Linked DNA regions of Mus musculus: region 2 is linked to region 1. A link is a loop called in an ENCODE intact Hi-C map of the cell type or tissue named here. Cell type or tissue: gastrocnemius. All regions are shown on one strand. Each heading gives the region's core, and the rest is flanking DNA. Links, peaks and the distances in the headings are about the cores only.

The links. Peaks named below come from ENCODE experiments on the same cell type or tissue, not always from the same donor. Only the 100,000 strongest peaks of a DNase experiment are listed, where the experiment ranks them.
Region 2: a loop joins it to region 1, with 6 times the contacts of the local background. A loop is called at or near these places in 6 of 42 quality-filtered maps.

Annotation. Positions count from the first base shown.
Region 1 is chr6:86,138,088-86,146,724 of GRCm38, forward strand. It overlaps the pseudogene Gm19596. Among named protein-coding and RNA genes, the nearest start is that of Tgfa, 53 kb to the right of the region's middle. In gastrocnemius, for the core only: a CTCF peak has its summit at 3,900 (motif pointing right); a DNase peak (open chromatin) is centred at 3,917.
Region 2 is chr6:86,396,112-86,404,748 of GRCm38, forward strand. Pcyox1 (prenylcysteine oxidase 1) reads right to left here and starts at 1,039. Exons shown (of 6, transcript NM_025823.4): 1 at 862-1,039; 2 at 1-9. The coding sequence starts at 973. It overlaps Tia1 (cytotoxic granule-associated RNA binding protein 1), which reads left to right and starts at 8,108. Exons shown (of 13, transcript NM_011585.4): 1 at 8,108-8,411. The coding sequence starts at 8,386. It overlaps n-TGccc4 (a tRNA gene), which reads left to right and starts at 7,782; the gene lies at 7,782-7,852. In gastrocnemius, for the core only: CTCF peaks have their summits at 5,185 (motif pointing left), 7,793 and 7,992; DNase peaks (open chromatin) are centred at 591, 788, 1,007, 5,183 and 3 more places; H3K4me3 peaks cover 3,297 bases; H3K27ac peaks cover 3,445 bases.

The DNA of each region.
Region 1 (8,637 bases), core at 126-8,125:
GCAAGGCTGGGGAGTAGCTCCTGGGAACTAGCACACAGATTGCCAGCCTGAGGATGGGGTTCCCCAAGCGCATACACAGACCTCTCCTCCCAAGGGCTCCCACTCTGGCAATCCTCTTGGCCTCAAATGTAAATTCAGCATCTCATGAGAAGAGCCTTGATGTGCAGGGAACAACGGGGCTTCCTGTAGACAAGTTTCTAGTGACACTGCAAAGGGTAGGGGACTTTGGAGTAATCCCTTTGGTTGGGCTCTTTCTTTCTTATACCTGCTCTGCATCCTCCTACCAACTGTGACAGGGGCTTGAGATGAGAGAGCGTGCAGAGGGGGTGATGGCTTCTTCCTTTGCTGGTGCTTCCTCTTGCATATTCTGGGACATTTTGTTTTGCCCTGTTTATTCATCTAACATGTGTGTATGTGGGGGGGGGCATGCTCACCCATGCATGTTCACCCATGCATGTACTTGTGGAGCCCACAAGTTGACACTGAAAGTCTATCTCTTACTTTTCATCTTACTTTGGGGGATATGGCCTCTCACTGAGCCTAAGGTTCACTGATTGGCTAGTCCGACAGGCCAGCAAACTTCTGACATCCACCCATCTCCAACTCTCTAGAACTTGAGTAATGGACACATGCTACCACACCTGGCTTTCATCCAGAATAAAATAACGCCCCAGATTCTGAGGATATGAACTAGAGTCTTCACTTTACCCACTGAGCCAAATACTCAGCCCTTACTCACCAAATATCTGACACTTTCTTTTACTCTCTAAGAAATATTTTGAGGGTTGAAGAGATAGCTCAGCAGTTAAGAGCAGTGACTGCTCTTCCAGAGGGCCTGAGTTCAATTCCCAGCAACCACATGATGACTCATAACCACCTGTAATGGGGTCCAATGTCCTCTTATGGTGTGTCTAAAGATAGTGACAGTGTACTCACATACATAAAATAAATAAACAATTCTTTTTTTAAAAAGGAGAGAAATATCTTGAAGCCAAGCATGATAGCACATATCTGACATACCAACACTTGGGAGGTAGAGGCAAGGGGGAGCAGGAGTTCAAGATCATATCTTTAGATTCATAGAAGTCCAAGACTTACCTGAGTACACGACAAAACAAAACAAAAAGAAAGAAAAACAAAACAAAACAACAACAAAAAACGAGGGAAAATAAAACAAGTCAAAAAGAAATGTGTTGAACCTTCTCCCCTACCAAGGACCTCTTTCCCAGTTCTTCTATGGTACAAGTTTATGTTGGCTGTGATTTTTCTGAATCTTGAGTGGAAAGGCGAGAGACTGCATCCAGCCTGGCACATTGAACTCATAGCCTGGCTCCATCCACAGCACATACAGAGTAAGAATCCTGCTGCTTGCCACATCTCACTCCTCACACCCTAAACACTATCCTCTCCTCTGGAACCCTGTGACAGCCTCCTCTCCTCTGGAAGCCTGTGACAGCCTCCTCTCCTGTGGAACCCTGTGACAGCCTCCTCTCATCTGGAACCCTGTGACAGCTTCCTCTCATCTGGAAGCCTGTGACAGCCTCCTCTCCTCTGGAACCCTGTGACAGCCTCCTCTCCTCTGGAATCCTGTGACAGCTTCCTCTCATCTGGAAGCCTGTGACAGCTTCCTCTCATCTGGAAGCCTGTGACAGCCTCCTCTCCTCTGGAACCCTGTGACAGCCTCCTCTCCTCTGGAACCCTGTGACAGCTTCCTCTCATCTGGAACCCTGTGACAGCCTCCTCTCATCTGGAACCCTGTGACAGCCTCCTCTCCTCTGGAACCCTGTGACAGCCTCCTCTCCTGTGGAACCCTGTGACAGCCTCCTCTCATCTGGAACCCTGTGACAGCTTCCTCTCATCTGGAAGCCTGTGACAGCCTCCTCTCCTCTGGAACCCTGTGACAGCCTCCTCTCCTCTGGAACCCTGTGACAGCCTCCTCTCCTCTGGAACCCTGTGACAGCCTCCTCTCCTCTCCTCTGGAATCCTGTGACAGCTTCCTCTCATCTGGAAGCCTGTGACAGCCTCCTCTCCTCTGGAACCCTGTGACAGCCTCCTCTCATCTGGAACCCTGTGACAGCTTCCTCTCCTCTGGAACCCTGTGACAGCCTCCTCTCATCTGGAACCCTGTGACAGCTTCCTCTCCTCTGGAATCCTGTGACAGCTTCCTCTCATCTGGCATTGTGGAGCTCACATGTTAGGCATCTTCATGCTCTGGGACACTGGTTTCAGACTGGCCTTCCCTCCCCATTCATAGTCTCATGTCATCAGACTGTGCCTTTCACTCCCTCTGTGGACTTCACTTTGTCTCTTCCTGTGATCTTGGACGTCCTGGTTAGTCATTCCTGGGTCCATACCCTTGACCTTGTCATTACCAACAGTACCAATTTCAAGCACCCATTCTGACCACCCTGTGTAAATATCACCTAGCCTTGGGACCCAAACCCCAGCAGTTCTGACCAGCTCTTCCAGTCTGCTGATCTACAACAGTCCGCAGCTTCTGCTCTCACTCTATGTCTTGCCTGGACTTCTCCTCCACCCCTCTGCAGGATAGAAAGCAGAGATCAGAAGGAGCAGGAAGTAGAGATGGGAAGAAGTGGGCTATAGACCTCAAGGCCCGCCTATCAGTGGCCATCCAGCAAGAAACTTGTACAGTTTCTTTGACTTTTCAAATCAGCTCCACCAGCAGCTGGAGCCCAGATGTTCAAGTGTATGAGCCTGCAAGAGACATTGCAGAGTCAAAATATAACAGTGTAAAGTCCAAGATCCAATCTTACAACTTCTTTTTAAACTCCCTCATTCTCTTTCACTCTTCATAGTATATCACCAGAAGGGGAAAACAAAAGCAAAAATAACAAAAACAAAACCCACCTATTTCAACCATTTGTCTCTGACCACACAAAATATTTGAGGAGGGTGGCTCTAAGTGTGAGAACACACCAACGGGAATTTCACCATTCTGAGTCTTACCTTTGTTGGTCAGTTCTACAGCTGGGGCATGACAGCTCTGCTCTTGCAGAGATCCCAAGTTCCCAACATTCACATCATGTGGCTAACAACAACCTGTATCTCCAGTTCCAGAGGATCTGATACCTCTTGTGGCCTCCATGGGCACCTGTATACACATATCACACACACACACACACACACACACACACACACACACAAATAAATCTCTTCAAAAATAAAACAAGTAGGTTTCTTGTGAAGTGGCACACAGTTGACCATTTGATATTTTTTTAATAAGTCATATTTAGTTATTTATACTGTTTGGAGTGATGCCTAGTGTTTGTGTGTGTGTGTGTGTGTGTGTGTGTGTGTGCGCTCGCGCATGGGTGCACTCGTGCCCAGAGGCCAGAGGAGGGAATCAGGTGTCTTGCTCTACCACTCTTTTCCCTTATCTCCCCACCCCATCTCCACTGTGCAAAGTCGCTTTTTTCTGACTTCTGGGTCAGTCACTTTCTTCCAGTATTGACTGATGCTAAGCCACTGCTGCCCACATGCATGGCTCCAGAGTCCTCTGTGCCTCCTGATCCCTTTGCTGTCATGCACCCTGCCCCGCCTTCCTCCCTTACAGCTCCCATCAAGGTTTTCTCTTTAATCTTGGTTTTATCAGTTAGGCCTGCTAGTATCTGGAGTTTTTTTAATTTAATTTAATTTAATTTAATTTTTTGTTTTGTTTTTCTCTTGGACTTGTTTATATTTAGGTAGTAGTTTATCATTGGGGGGTCTCTAAAATATTTGGACCTATGCTTTCATATATTATTTTTATAATTTTATTATTTTTATAATATAAATTTATATTTTATTATTATTTTTTGTGGAACTCTTGAACTGCATCTCTTAAAATATTTCTCGTATCCAGTTCTTCCTGTTCACCTATAACCTTTCCCAGGCCTGCACCACCAGGGGGCGTTTTCCAGCTCTCCCTTCTCCCTGTCTTTCCTAAGAGCCTGTGGGGAAAACCTCTGTGAGTGAGTGCTTGTGCCTCTGCTGTCAGACCCTGCTTGCCCAGATCCAAGCCCACAATGGCTGCTGGCAGTTGGTGATGTGTTTTGCTGGTCTCTTCTTAACCACTCGCACCTGCTGTTTTGCTTCTGTGCCCCTGCTGGGCCACAGGTGATGGTTACTGGGCCCCAGCTCTGCTCACAAAATCTCTTTTTGGAATTCAGGCAGCTAATTGGCTTGTGGTGTCAACCCTCTGTTGCAAGAAAAGCTGTGGGTATATAGCCGTTCAGGGTATGGTGATTCTCTCTCTCTCTCTCTCTCTCTCTCTCTCTCTCTCTCTCTCTCTCTCTCTCTCTCTCTCTCTCTGCTTTCTTTCTTTTTGTTGTTGTTTTGTTGATTTGAGTTTTTGCTTTGAGACAGGGATTTGGGGTACCCAGACTGACTTCCAACTTCCTAAGTAACTGTATATGACTGTGAACTTCTGATCTTCCTGCCTCCACCTCCCTAGTGACATGCATCACCATACCAGGTTTCCTGATGCTGGGGTTAGAGCCCAGGGTACCACCTATGCTAGCCAATCACTTGACCAACTGAGTAGCATCCCTGGATCCCATTTCCCCACTCTGTAAGTGGAAATTGCATCTCCTCTGCTGACACCACTTTACATTTAGGATGCCAGCCAATCTTGTTCTTCCATGAATGACCATTTTCCCAACCTCCTGGACAGTGGTTACCACGCCCCTTCTCCTGCTGCAAGCTTACTGTCAGCTGACAGATCGAAAGAACCCTTCACCATTTCTGCCATAGACACCTATCCACCTTGTGTGCACCGCCTCCTCCCTGAGCTGGGATGAGTGGCTGCCATCAGAGGAGGGGCTGGCAGCCTTGTTTGCCCATCAGATCCTGGTACCCAGCTTCCCCAGGACACTGCTCAGCAACAAAAACCTTATTGTCACTTTCTCATATTTTCTGGATTATTCACATTAGTTAATATTTATAAAATATATTCAATCAAAAAAAACCAATTGTTGCTCACATTAGTTAATATTTATAAAATATATTCAATCAAAAAATACCAATTGTTGCGTTCTTATCTTCCTTGGCTACTGAGAGTTGTCTGTTCATAGTCCTCCCATTTTTCTTGAATTCAATCAGACCTGGATCAACTCAGCCCTCTGACTGAACAGAACTGTGCAGATGAACAATGATCCCTGAGTCACTGGGTCTGAACTTATTTCTCAGTCCTCACTTTAGTTGGTCATACATCTTCATTTGCCCAGACAGCCCTAGTCTATGTCCATGTCTTTGCATAGTTAAGAAAGCTTTCTTTTGATCTTAATAGTGTCACACAAAGGATATTGTTTATTACCCACTGTCCCTATCAGGTGACACACTTGATTGACTGGTTGTGCATGTTGGGGTGTATATGTGCCACAGCATGTGTGTGGAGGTCAAAAAACCACTTGGGGGAATTGGTTCATCCTTCAACCATATGTGACCAGGGAATGGAGCTAGGGCTCGGTGGAAGCACCTCTACTCCCTGAACCATCTTACCCACGCAGCTCTCTCTCCCATAACACATCACCTTCTATTTAGCCTCTGGACACCTCTTCCTTACCTTCTCCTCCTCATCACTGTAAAGCCCTAGAGACTAATGGTACAGGATGTGCCTCCTCCAGCCTCACCTGTTGGGTGGCATTCACTACTATGTTTAGTTCTGTGATTGCGAGATTAATGTATTTACCAACTGTCACCACAAAAGCAACACAGAGCAAAGAGACCTAAAATTCCCGTGACTTAAAACCACAGTAATTTGTTTCTGTGTGCGGGGCAAGCTGGGCAGGCTAAGCAGGTTGATGTGCAGGCACCAGCGTGGGCACAGGGTTGCCCTGTGTGTCCCAGGATGGATGGACTTTGCTTGTACTGCTTTGCACACCTTAGCCTCCTGGTTCTTCCTTGTCATGTAATAGCACCCGAGAGCCTGTGCCACACTCTTTAATGTGCATCCACTCAGACAGATACCTGAGGCCCACCTCCATGTCCCCTTCACTGACTGAATGAAGATGAGTTGTAGATCAGCTGTCTTTCTTGACAAAGTACTTTTAAAAAGCAACTTAAGGGAGAGAAAATTGATTTGGACTATTCCAGTGAGACTCTGTGTCAGAGGCCTCTACAGGCTGCACGTTCTGTGCCGATGAGCTAGCCCAGCAGGTAAATGGGCTTGCTGCCCTGCCTGGCGATGTGAGTTAGATCCCCAGAACCCAGAGTTCAGCTCCCACAAATTATTCTCTCACTTACACACATGTCATGGTGCACAGACATACATGTATGTGCATATGCACACACACATACAATAAATTTCAACAATTTTAATTTGTATAATTTATATTCTCAGAATGATGGCATTTCATTCTATGGCCATTTATAGAAATGGAGATCAGGGCTGGAGAGGTGGCTCAGTAGATAAGAGCATTTGCTGCTCTTCCAAAGGACTCAGGTTTGATTCCCAGCAACCCCATGGCAGCACACAACTGCCTGTAACGCCAGGTCTAGAGAATCTGATGCCATCTCGAGCTTCTGTGGGCACCAGGCACACACACACACACACACACACACACACACACACACACACACACACACACATGGAGTGTATTTACATGCACTCATACACATAAAATAATAATTTAAAATTTCCAAATTATCAAAAGAAATGAAGGTGTACCTCATAGGTCTCCTTCATGCGTTTTGCCTTCTCCTCCCCAGTATAAGGACTGAACCTGGGGACCCACACCAGCCAAGTCTTCTACCAAGTGACTGTCATCCCCAGACCTCTTGAGATTTACTTAGTCTCTTAGATTCTATCCCTGCAGTCTCCTGGCCAGCAGATGATGCCTTCCTCCTGCCAGGCTCCTCAGGGAAGAACGTTCCAGACTCTAGGGAACTTGGTCTGAGAACTGGGAATTCTTTGTCCTGGGTTCTGGCCATCCCGGTTCTCCAACAGGCACCTGTTGGGCTGGCATTTCCTGGCATGCACCCGTGGCAGCGTATCTCTTTGTTGGCTGACTTTGGGCTAAAGGGAGGTTTGTTGCTTCACGGCCAGGTATGCTGGGACTTAGCTCAGAGGAGAGAAGGGTGAAAACAAGCTCTTGAGCAACTTGGACTAATAGAGTCTTAATTAGTAAAGTGCACTTAACTTTTGCACTGCCAACCCAAACAGGCCGGTGTAGGCAGAAATTTTTTGCAACCTACTTTTAATAAGGGTTCAACCACTCCTCTAGCCAACCATGCAACAGCGGTAGTGAAGAGAAAAGTTATTAGGATATGGGAGAAGTGGACCTGTTCAGCAATAGTTCTTTGGGAGCAAGCTCAATCTTCTTTGGCAACAGCTCAGTCCTGTAGCAAACACCAACTATGACTCAGCGGCTGCAGACCAGTTCTCTAGACAGGCAGACACCACACACGAACCAGCAGCTACAGTCCTGTCCTTTTGGTAGGCAGACATCAGGCACAAGCCAGCAGCTGTAATTCAATCCTGAAGGAACTGTTAGGCTCGCCAACCAGCCTGAGGTGAGACCTTGGACGCAGCAAGCTGCCACAGGAACCTCACAAGCAGTCCTTGGGCGAGATTCTCTCAATGGCAGCATTATCATAAGTTGAGCTCAACAACGCTATGTAAGGCGCACCAATACGCGTGTGTCGTTATCGAAGAATAGTGAGGCAGAGCAAACCAAACCAATGCTCAGTGCCTGTCTCTCACTGTCGGTGGGGTCATATTTATACTCCTTTATCCTGGGTCCTTTTATGTGTTTGCTTTTATGTGTTTGCTTTAGCAAGATGTCCTTTCACCTGTGTGCCCCATCAAAACAACATTTGACATAACTAACTTTCCAAAGAAATGTGAAGTTTCCACTTCACATTCCTCTTTCTGTCCAAGAATTGTCCTTAAGATGGTCATTAGCAATCTGTACACAATAGAAATAATTGTAAAAACCATCACATTTTCAATAAATGGAATATGTACAATACAGTCAAATAATCTAAGAAAACAACCTTATATACAATACTTCAAACATAACAATTTTAAAATTCCATCAATATACAATACTTCAAACAAAACTACTTTAAATTTTTATCAATCCCCGATCATAGCCAATAATAATCTTCCATCCTAGATTATAACAATTATAATACAGGAGTATCTACCAGATCACCTCTAATTTCCTTATTTGCTGTCCCTAAAATTTCATGAATATTAATTTGAGTGCTCCATTGTTGTAAGATCGCTTTCCCATAAGCTTATGGGTATGTCAGCCTCAACTTCCCCGTTTGCCCTTTGGGTCCCACACAGGTATTCCATCAGATACTTAGTCTTATTCGTGATAATTTACCAATTTCTATAAATTGTGTTTAAACCTTCTGAGGTGGCCAATCTGGATTCCAAGACTTTTGGGAAAGTATACTAACACCAGCTCCTGTATCTACCAACCATTCTATGCCCACACCATTCATTTGTACCATTCATTTGGGTCTCTGATCATTGCCAGTTGTTTTCCAGAACACATGTCTCCCAGTGCTCCCAAAGGCCCCTGTTCGTTCAATGGGAGCAGCATTGCCCTTGATATAAGGAAATAATGACAATTGAACAATTTTATCCCCTGCTTCAATTTGCATCTCCTTTTTCACATTTGCCAT
Region 2 (8,637 bases), core at 488-8,487, 260 kb after region 1:
CGACTATTGCTATACGGAGGGGGGGAAAGGAAAAGAGGAACCGTTTGTTTCCCCTCCTATCAGTGTTGCTTTTGTTTTTGAAAAGCCATTAACCAATAATAGCCATTACTCAAGACTAAAACTAACAGCTTGGGGAAACCTGAGGGAAGGGGTTCTCTTTAAAGACAGACTCCCTGAACCTAGACAGGTGCTATAGATGAAGTTACAAACTGACAGTTGGTCAAAAGATGCCCAAAGGTTCTCCCAGGTCTTTGTGGAGGCACCACCGGACCCAGGGACCCTGCTGTGCCCAATTCCTGGGGAAGTATGAATGGGCCCCTCCAGCACGCATTTTAAATAAAGCAGACGCCATCTTCGCCCAGCTTTGTTCTTTGTCTCTCTATGGCCCCAACACCATTAACGATCCCGAAAGACACAGCTTCAGATGGGAATAGACACCCAGGAATGAAAACCCGAGGCAACCAAAGCCACGAAGAGACCGGGTTCTCCAGCTAGCTGCAGCAGTTGCAGTAAGCAGAGCGCAGGTGCGGGGAGGCGGTCCCAGTCCTTCTCGGGGGAGGGGATCTGGAGGTAGGGGAAGAGAGACTGGTCCCAGTGCAGAGTCTGCGTGCCCCAATCGGCCGGACAAACAGACTTAGCTCCAGGGACAGCTAGAGGCGGGCTCTTGAGGGCGTTCAGCTGCTAGAGCCGAGGGCCTCCCAGGCTGGAGCTGCACGGATACCGAGTCCCTGGCTAGCACACGCCTCCAGTGGCACTCCTCCAGACTCGGAGCGCACGGCCCGGTCTCCGGACCCCGATCTCCACCCAGCCCTGGGAAGACCGACCTAGGCATCGCCGCGCCTCTGTATCCCCCGCACCTACCGATCCTGTTCGGCGGGGCCCGGGGCTCGGCGCTCGCCAGACTGCCCAGACCACATAGCAGCAGCCCCAGCCAGAACAGTGAGCCCACCAATGCAGCGGCGAAGCGCCCCATGGCCTCCCGCAGCTGCAGACTGACCGCGGGTCCGCCAGCAGACCCTGCTCTATGCGTCTGCGCGCTTTCGCCCCGCCCAGACCACGCCCCAGAGCACACGACCACGCCCACTCGTCCCACCCAGGTCCTTTGCTCCCCAGGCTCGCCGATTTTGTGTTATCTAATCCTGGTCCTCTGTGCCCCCGAAGTACACTCTGGTCCCAGAAGCCCACATCCAAGGCGCAGGTTGAGGGCCACCTCAGCTCTCCTTTCCCGCCTCTCCTGAAGATGCATCCTTCTTCACAAGTGCCCTCTACAGTCCCCAAAATCGCGAGCTTGTAGAGAATGCACGTGGCCAATCTCAGTCTAAACCAGGCAAACCGGCCGCAAACATTTCTAAAGTGAGCACTTTGTTCCAGGGACTCAGCTGCGTGATAAGAAAAGGAAGAGAGATGGGGTATTGTGAAGTAAGAGGAGCAAAACACGGGACCCACGTCCATACGAATAAAATTAGAACACCAAAGTGGCCTCTCACATACGGTCTGTTTCCAAGTTGAAGACACTAGAGAAGACACAAAAACAAGAAATGCTGTCTACTTTCCTCCAATTGCCTAAAAACAAAACACTGAGTGTGTATGGGAGAGTGGGGGTGCTGGAGACATGGCTCAGTAGTTAAGAGCACTTCCTGCTATTTATTCCACCGGACCTTCCTCTGGCACACTTGTAAGCATAACAAAATTTTAAGCACTGGAGAAATGACTCAGTGGCTAAGAGTGCTACTGAGTTCTGTTTCTGAGGCTTACAACTGCCTGTGCCAGCAGTGCCAGGGGAACTGTCACCCTCCTCTGACCTTCCAGGGCACCAGAACACACACAAACACATAAATAAAAATAAACATACACACAAGGACAAAGGGATCCTCCCTTCTCTACCTGAGGGATGTGGGTTTATCACCAAAGGCAATTTTAGACATCTTAAGTAAAATTCCTAGGAAGCCATTAGTTTGGCCTGAGCTACTGGGCTGGATGGATGGACAGCATGCCAACTCAATGGGGAATCCCCATCGGAAGCTGCGTGCTACCAGAGGTGAAACTAAATTTTCTGGTTGACCTTCATAGGAAAGGGAGCTGGTGACATGCCTCTGTTAGCAGATCCGAGAACGATGTCCCCTATGCTTCAACCTTCCCAAAGAGCATAACTTCAAAACCAGTCAGCTCTTTGTTTCCAGCTTCTGCCTTCCTCTGCCCTGGGCAGTCTAAAGAGCCAGGCTTCTCCTCCAGATGTAGGAAGAGCTGTGCTATGTTATAGAACAAGGTGTTCTCACTTCTAGTCAGCTGAGACCTGTCAATATCTTGTAGTTTTGGTTTTTCCACAGATCTTTGTTTTTTCAAACAGAATCTCAAGTAACCCTTTCTACCTCTTGTGTGCTGGGATTTCACAAACTTTCACCAGTAAGAAATTCACATAACAAGCCTGACCCCGGAGCCTTTCTCCTGCCATATATTATTTGCCTTCTCTTGGTTTCCAGCCCTAAGAACTCAAACTCTTCTTTGCCACCTTATGCCTTGTCATGTCTCTAAAAACTGACTATCCTTTGAAGGCGACTTGTATCCTAAGCCAGCTTCTGGAGAGCTGTTCATTCCTTGGAGAAGCTCTCAATTTTCTGTCTGTTTTTCTCTTATTTACTGAGACAGAGCTCACTATGTAGCCTCGGCTGGGCTTTAACTCAAAGAGATCTGCCTGCCTCTTGTCTCCTGAGTGCCGAGATTAAAGGGCTATGCCACTGTTTGGGTTATTGTTCTCTTGTTGATGTGGTTTTGTTACAGGGGTCTGTCCTAAATAAGGAATCATAAAAATGAAGAAAATTATTTTTTTCCTCTCCCCTAAACTGATGTCATACTATAAGACACACACGCACGCACACATGCACGCACAGTGTGTACTCAGAATGAATTCTGAGGAGATGGTTCACTGGGTAAAATGCTAGGTTTGCAAGCATGAGAACCTGAGTTCAGATTCCCTAGAGCCCATGAAAAAGATCTGGATTCAGAAGCACGTGACTATAATCCCAAAGCAGAAAGACAGGATGGTCCCTAGGGCTTGCTGGCCAGGCAACCTAACCTAATTGGCAAGCTCCCAGTTTAGTGGGAGACTCTATCTCTAAGGTAAAAGCTGGCTAGTCAGGGCAGTGGTGGCTCATGCCTTTAGTCCCAGCACTTGGGAGACAGAGACAAGCAGATCTGAGTTTGAAAGTAACCTGGTCTCTTGGAACCCAGTCCAGGAATAGAATCTTGTGAGGAGAATTCTGAGTACAGGTGAGAACACTTCAAGAAAAACAAGACCTTGTGACCTCAGTTTCTTCAAAACATGGAATTGTTTCTGGAGTCTGTTTCCATGCTCCTCCCAGATATAGCAGATAGGAATGAGTTTATGTCAATTTTTCAGTATTGCTTGTTGTTGTTCAATTAAATATTTAAACTATCCTTTCCATGCCTCGATGGGAAAACCATGTTTTTGCCACATGTGGCTCTTCCTTGTGATCATTTACAGTTTAAATTCATGAGAACTTAACTCATGTGATTTCTTTCTTAATCCTCATATAAATTGTTGAAATTCCAAATAAAGTTGGCTATTGCATAAGACTTTAGTCTGCCTTGTTTATAAGCCCCAGTCTCCCAGGTTCTACCACGTCTATATTGGTGACACTGGTCTATAGAATGAGTTGTTCCAGGGCATCTAGTGGTACATAGAGGAGCCTCGTTTCAAAAAGCCAAAAGATACACACACACATGCATTGATGCATTTGAGGAAGATACTCAATGTTGACTTCTGTGAGAAAAGCTATAGGCTCTAACATGATCCCTTTTTCTCCTGCCCCATCCCCAAGCAAACACAAAAGAAACAAAATATGATCATAAAGAACAGTATTAATGGAAGGAAACTGAGTTGGATACAAAGTAATGTTGAACTTAGGGCTATCACTATAGTTCAGCCAGTTATGGTGCTTGTGGTCCTAGTCTGGTGCCCAGAATTCTATATCCTGAACTCACATAAAGACTGGAGAGAACCAACCACTTCCACGTACAGAGTCTGGGAAGGGTTACTTTAGGGCAGTGTACTCCACAGAGAGGCCATTAGCAAACACAGATAGGCTGCACATGGACTGACTTCCTGCTTCTCTGGTCTTTGAATACCTTTGCCCTACTGAGCCCCTGCTTAGCTCCTTCCCTGTTACCTCATTCTTGCCCTAAAAAATTCTGCCACCTCTATACAAATTATGTTCGAACTGGTGGAATTTCCCCTATTGCAATAGTATCCTACTGATTAAAATTTGTCTCTATTAGTTTGTGTACTGCCATGTTTGTCTTTGAGAACACAGAGAACAAAAATTCTGCCACTGATCACAGAGATCTGCCTCTGCCTCTGCCTCTGCCTCTGCCTCTGCCTCTGCCTCTGCCTCTGCCTCTGCCTCTGCCTCTGCCTCTGCCTCTGCCCCTCTGACTCTGCCTCTGCCTCTGCCTCTGCCTCTCTGCCTCTCTGCCTCTCTGTCTCTCTGCCTCTCTGCCTCTCTGCCTCTCTGCCTCTGCCTCTGCCTCTGCCCCTCTTGCCTCTGCCCCTCTGCCATGCTGGGATTTAGCACCACACTCAGCCAAGAGAATTTTTAAAACCAAATGCATTAATAACTAGGGACAAATAAGTATTTTCTTATACTAGGACAATCATTAGGATTGTCATTAATTTTTACCCAAAATGCAAAAGAGCTCTATCAGTCCACAGGATCTTTCAGCTTTTGCAAATTTTCATCTAAACATTTGTAACTACAATAGCAAGTTGGCTGCTGCACTTGAGCAACACTATACAGGTGCACAGAGTTCTGCATGGCAGAAAATGTATCCCTCTGGAAAAAAAGAAGCCCAACCTAGGTTTTGGAAGGCGGGGTCCTCCCGAACTTGCTGGAGAAGCTTCTTGAGCACGTGATTGGACAGTTTCCTTTGTGCATTTTTTTCTTAAGATGTTTTTCCCAGTATGACACATGTCTTTGAGATGAGTGTTTGCGGGAAAAGGTGTGTGGCCTAGGCGCCAAACAGAAATGACAAGACGGAGACCGGCTGAGAAAACCTCCGTAGTTTAGTACTTTCAAAGCCTGGTGGCTCTGTGCAGCCTCACATCTGGCTCTGAAGACCTAAGGGCCTTGGTAGTATACTTCGCTATAGTGTAGATTGAGTGCCACCTGGAGGCTGTTTTCTGCCAGAGCCACTCCACCTTCAAGGGCCTCTGGCAAAGAGCAGAAACCCTTCCAGAACCTAACCACCCCAACACTGGACATGCCCAAACATCAGAAGAGGTCAGCTAAATGACAGCTGCTATGGAATATTTGAAACATCATTTTCATCAAAATTTGAATTTTGTTATAGCTAAAGTTAGGACTCTTAGGTTGTTTATATCCTGAAAAAAAAAATACATAAGAAAATGCAGCCAGAAATGATGCACATGCCTGCGTTACAAACCCCAGCACTTTGGTGGCAGAGATAGAGGCAGGTGGATCTCTGTGATTTTGAGGCTAGCCTGGTAGATCCTGATAGCATGCCCCAGGCTAGCCAAGCTACATGTGAGCCCCTGTTTCAAAAGGGGGGAGGGAAGGAGAGTGAGGAAGACAGAGAGAGAGAGAGAGAGAGAGAGAGAGAGAGAGACCACTTTTCATCTCTTATATTAGCAAAAGCAAAATAAAATTAATAATACCTCAATATAAGACAAAATGGAGGGAGCAGAGCAGAGGAGGGCAGCTTAGGATCTGACTTTGAACCACTCTTAGGGGATGTGAATGATGGCCACATTTTCACCTTTGTTGCTTTGTGTTTTCTATAATTTATTTATGTGCGTCTTTATTTTTGAGGTAAGATCTTACACTATAGCCCAGGCTGGCTATGAATTCAAAATAATCCTCTCACCTCAGTCCAGGGATGCTGGAATTATATGTGTGAGTCCCCACAAAGGACAAGATTTTTGCCTACTATGACTTTATACAAAAATATAATTCAATAATTCTATGTTTAGGAATCTATCCTACAGAAAAAAAAATTAAAGAAAAGAGAAGGAAATAAAGAAAGAAAGAAAAAAAAGGAACTCGCTTTGGCCTGGTGTGATGGTGGATCATACATGCAATCCCAACATTTAGGAGGCTAAGTCAGGAAGATTGGACTCTTGAGGAAAGCCTCATCTACACATCAAGGTGTCTCAAATATATACCAACGTATAAGAATATCTGCACTGAAAATTTCACCCTAGAAGTAGGTGTTTGTTTGTTTGTTTGTTTTAAGTTGCCAAACAGTGGTATATACCTTTAATCCCAGCACTTTGGAAACAGAGGCAGGCAGATCTCTGTGAGTTCAAGGACAGCCTGGTCTATAAAGTGAGTTCCAGGACAGCCAGAACTACTTTTTGGAAACCCTGTCACCAAAAAGAGAAGAGGTATGTTTCAAGAAGACACACAGTGTATGATTCTGTTTGTATGAAATACTCAGAAAGCAAAACCATAGAGTCAGAACGATCACTGGGCTGGAAATGGGTAAAGCTTGTTATTGTTGAACACCTATGCTGATAAACTAAAAGCCATTTTAAATAGATTTCCACCCACCCCCAGAGTGTTCAAAATACTTTAAACACTTAAATATTTGCCATACTCTTCTTTAAAATTATTGTTTGTTTCTTTGTTTGTTTGTTTGAAGAGAGGCGCTTGCTTCTAAATAGCATTGGTTGGCTTTGAACTCCTGAACTTCCTACCTACTTCTGCGTTCTGAAGTGTGGACAATATTTGTTTTCTGTCTATAATATAGACTCTATATAATCTGAAAATATGACGTACTCTAGAGATAATTATAGAAGTAGAACTCCCAAATGTGGGGTGGTGGTGGCTCATGCTTTTAATCCCAGCATTAGGGAGGCAGAGGCAAGAGGATCTTTTGAGTTTGAAGCTAGTTTAGTCTACAGAGCTAATTCCAGGACAGCCAGTTCTGCACAGAGACCCCCTGTCTTGAAAAACAGAAAAGTTGAAAGAAAAGAAGGAAGGAAAGGAGGGAGGAAGAAGGAAAGAGAGAGGGAATCCCAAATATGGCAGAGTACGCAATTGGTTCTCAACCTGTGGGTCGCGACCCCTTTACCACCCCTCTATCGCTGAAAGTATTTACATTACAATTCATATCAGTAACAAAATTACAGTTATGAAGTAGCAACAAAAGTACTGTTATGGTTGGGGTCACTACAATGCCAGGAACTGTATTAAAAGGTCGCAACATTAGGAATCTTGAGGACCACTGATGTAAAAGAACGACATTGGATACAAAAACTTTCACGTCTTTAATAAATGCTTTACATAATATGTATAGTGTAATAAGAAAGGATAAAAAAAAGTACCGGAACCACATTCCAGAGCCATAACTCTGAACCCTAAGCAAGGGCTGACTGTTGAGATTCTTCTCACCAATTTGCAACAGTAACTCTGTTATTACCAGCTTTTCGATTACATTGGGTATACAAAAGAAATCCAGACATAAATATGATTCCTGCTCGCAAAGTATTGCTTATTGTCAAGTAGACCTTATTTTCTTACCACAACTCTTACTTCTAAATAATAAGCAAAAATGAAAGTCGAGATTTTTCTCAAACAGCCACTCAACAGCATTGGTATGAGAAAGAATGAATCGTTTCATAAAGCAACGGAAAAAGTGCAAGTATCAATTCGTTCTAATTTTCATTTACATAAATCAAGAATCCAATAGGCAGAGATACTAACGTATCTCCTATGAGTTTTCGGACGCCCAAATCCTCAACAGCGCCGCTGGTGTAGTGGTATCATGCAAGATTCCCATTCTTGCGACCCGGGTTCGATTCCCGGGCGGCGCATGTCTTTTCTCTCTTTAAATAGTGTGCAAAAAGAAAATTTTCCTGCTAGAAAAACACCTGCTATTTTATTTCTTTAACCTCCCCAAGGATTTTTAATTTCACTATATAATTCACAAATGAAACACTCCGCTCTGAAACTACAGAAATCCTAAACTACTGGCATTGCGTCTGCGCACTCTGAGCCATCCCTTGCCTGGTGGCAGCGCGGCTGCGCACCAAGTGAACCCCGTCCTTGAAGCCTAAACCCGGCTGCCAGGAGGGTGAGCATGCTAGCTGGCTGTGCGCATGCGCGGCACGGGTCACTCGGCTGCCGGCTCCTAGGCGTCCGGCTCGCCGCCATCTTGGATCGGGGTTTCATTGTTCGCGGTAGGCCGGGCCTTTTTTTGTGTAATCGCTGCCAAAGAAGAAAGCGAAGTAGCCTCCGGTCAAGCGAGGAGGCCGGCTCTTCCGCAGCCATAGCCCGCCTCAAGGATTTGGGAGGTAGCGAAGGGCAGGGAGCTGGACCCTGAGGTGCCGCCGCGACCGCAGCAGCCATGGAGGACGAGATGCCCAAGACTCTGTGAGTCTGGAGCAGCGTTGAGGGAGGCGGGATGGTGGTCGCCCCGTAGGGAGGCCGCGGCCCTGCGCCTCTCTGCAGCCTATTGTTCTCCGTGGACGCCGCGCTGTGGTGGTTCCTCCCTCCCGTGCGCACGCCAGGATGCTTAGAGCCGAGCCGGGCCGAGAGGACGATGGCGGGAGAGGGGCTCGGCCCCTGTCACCCCTCGGCTGGCTGCACCCGCGGCCCC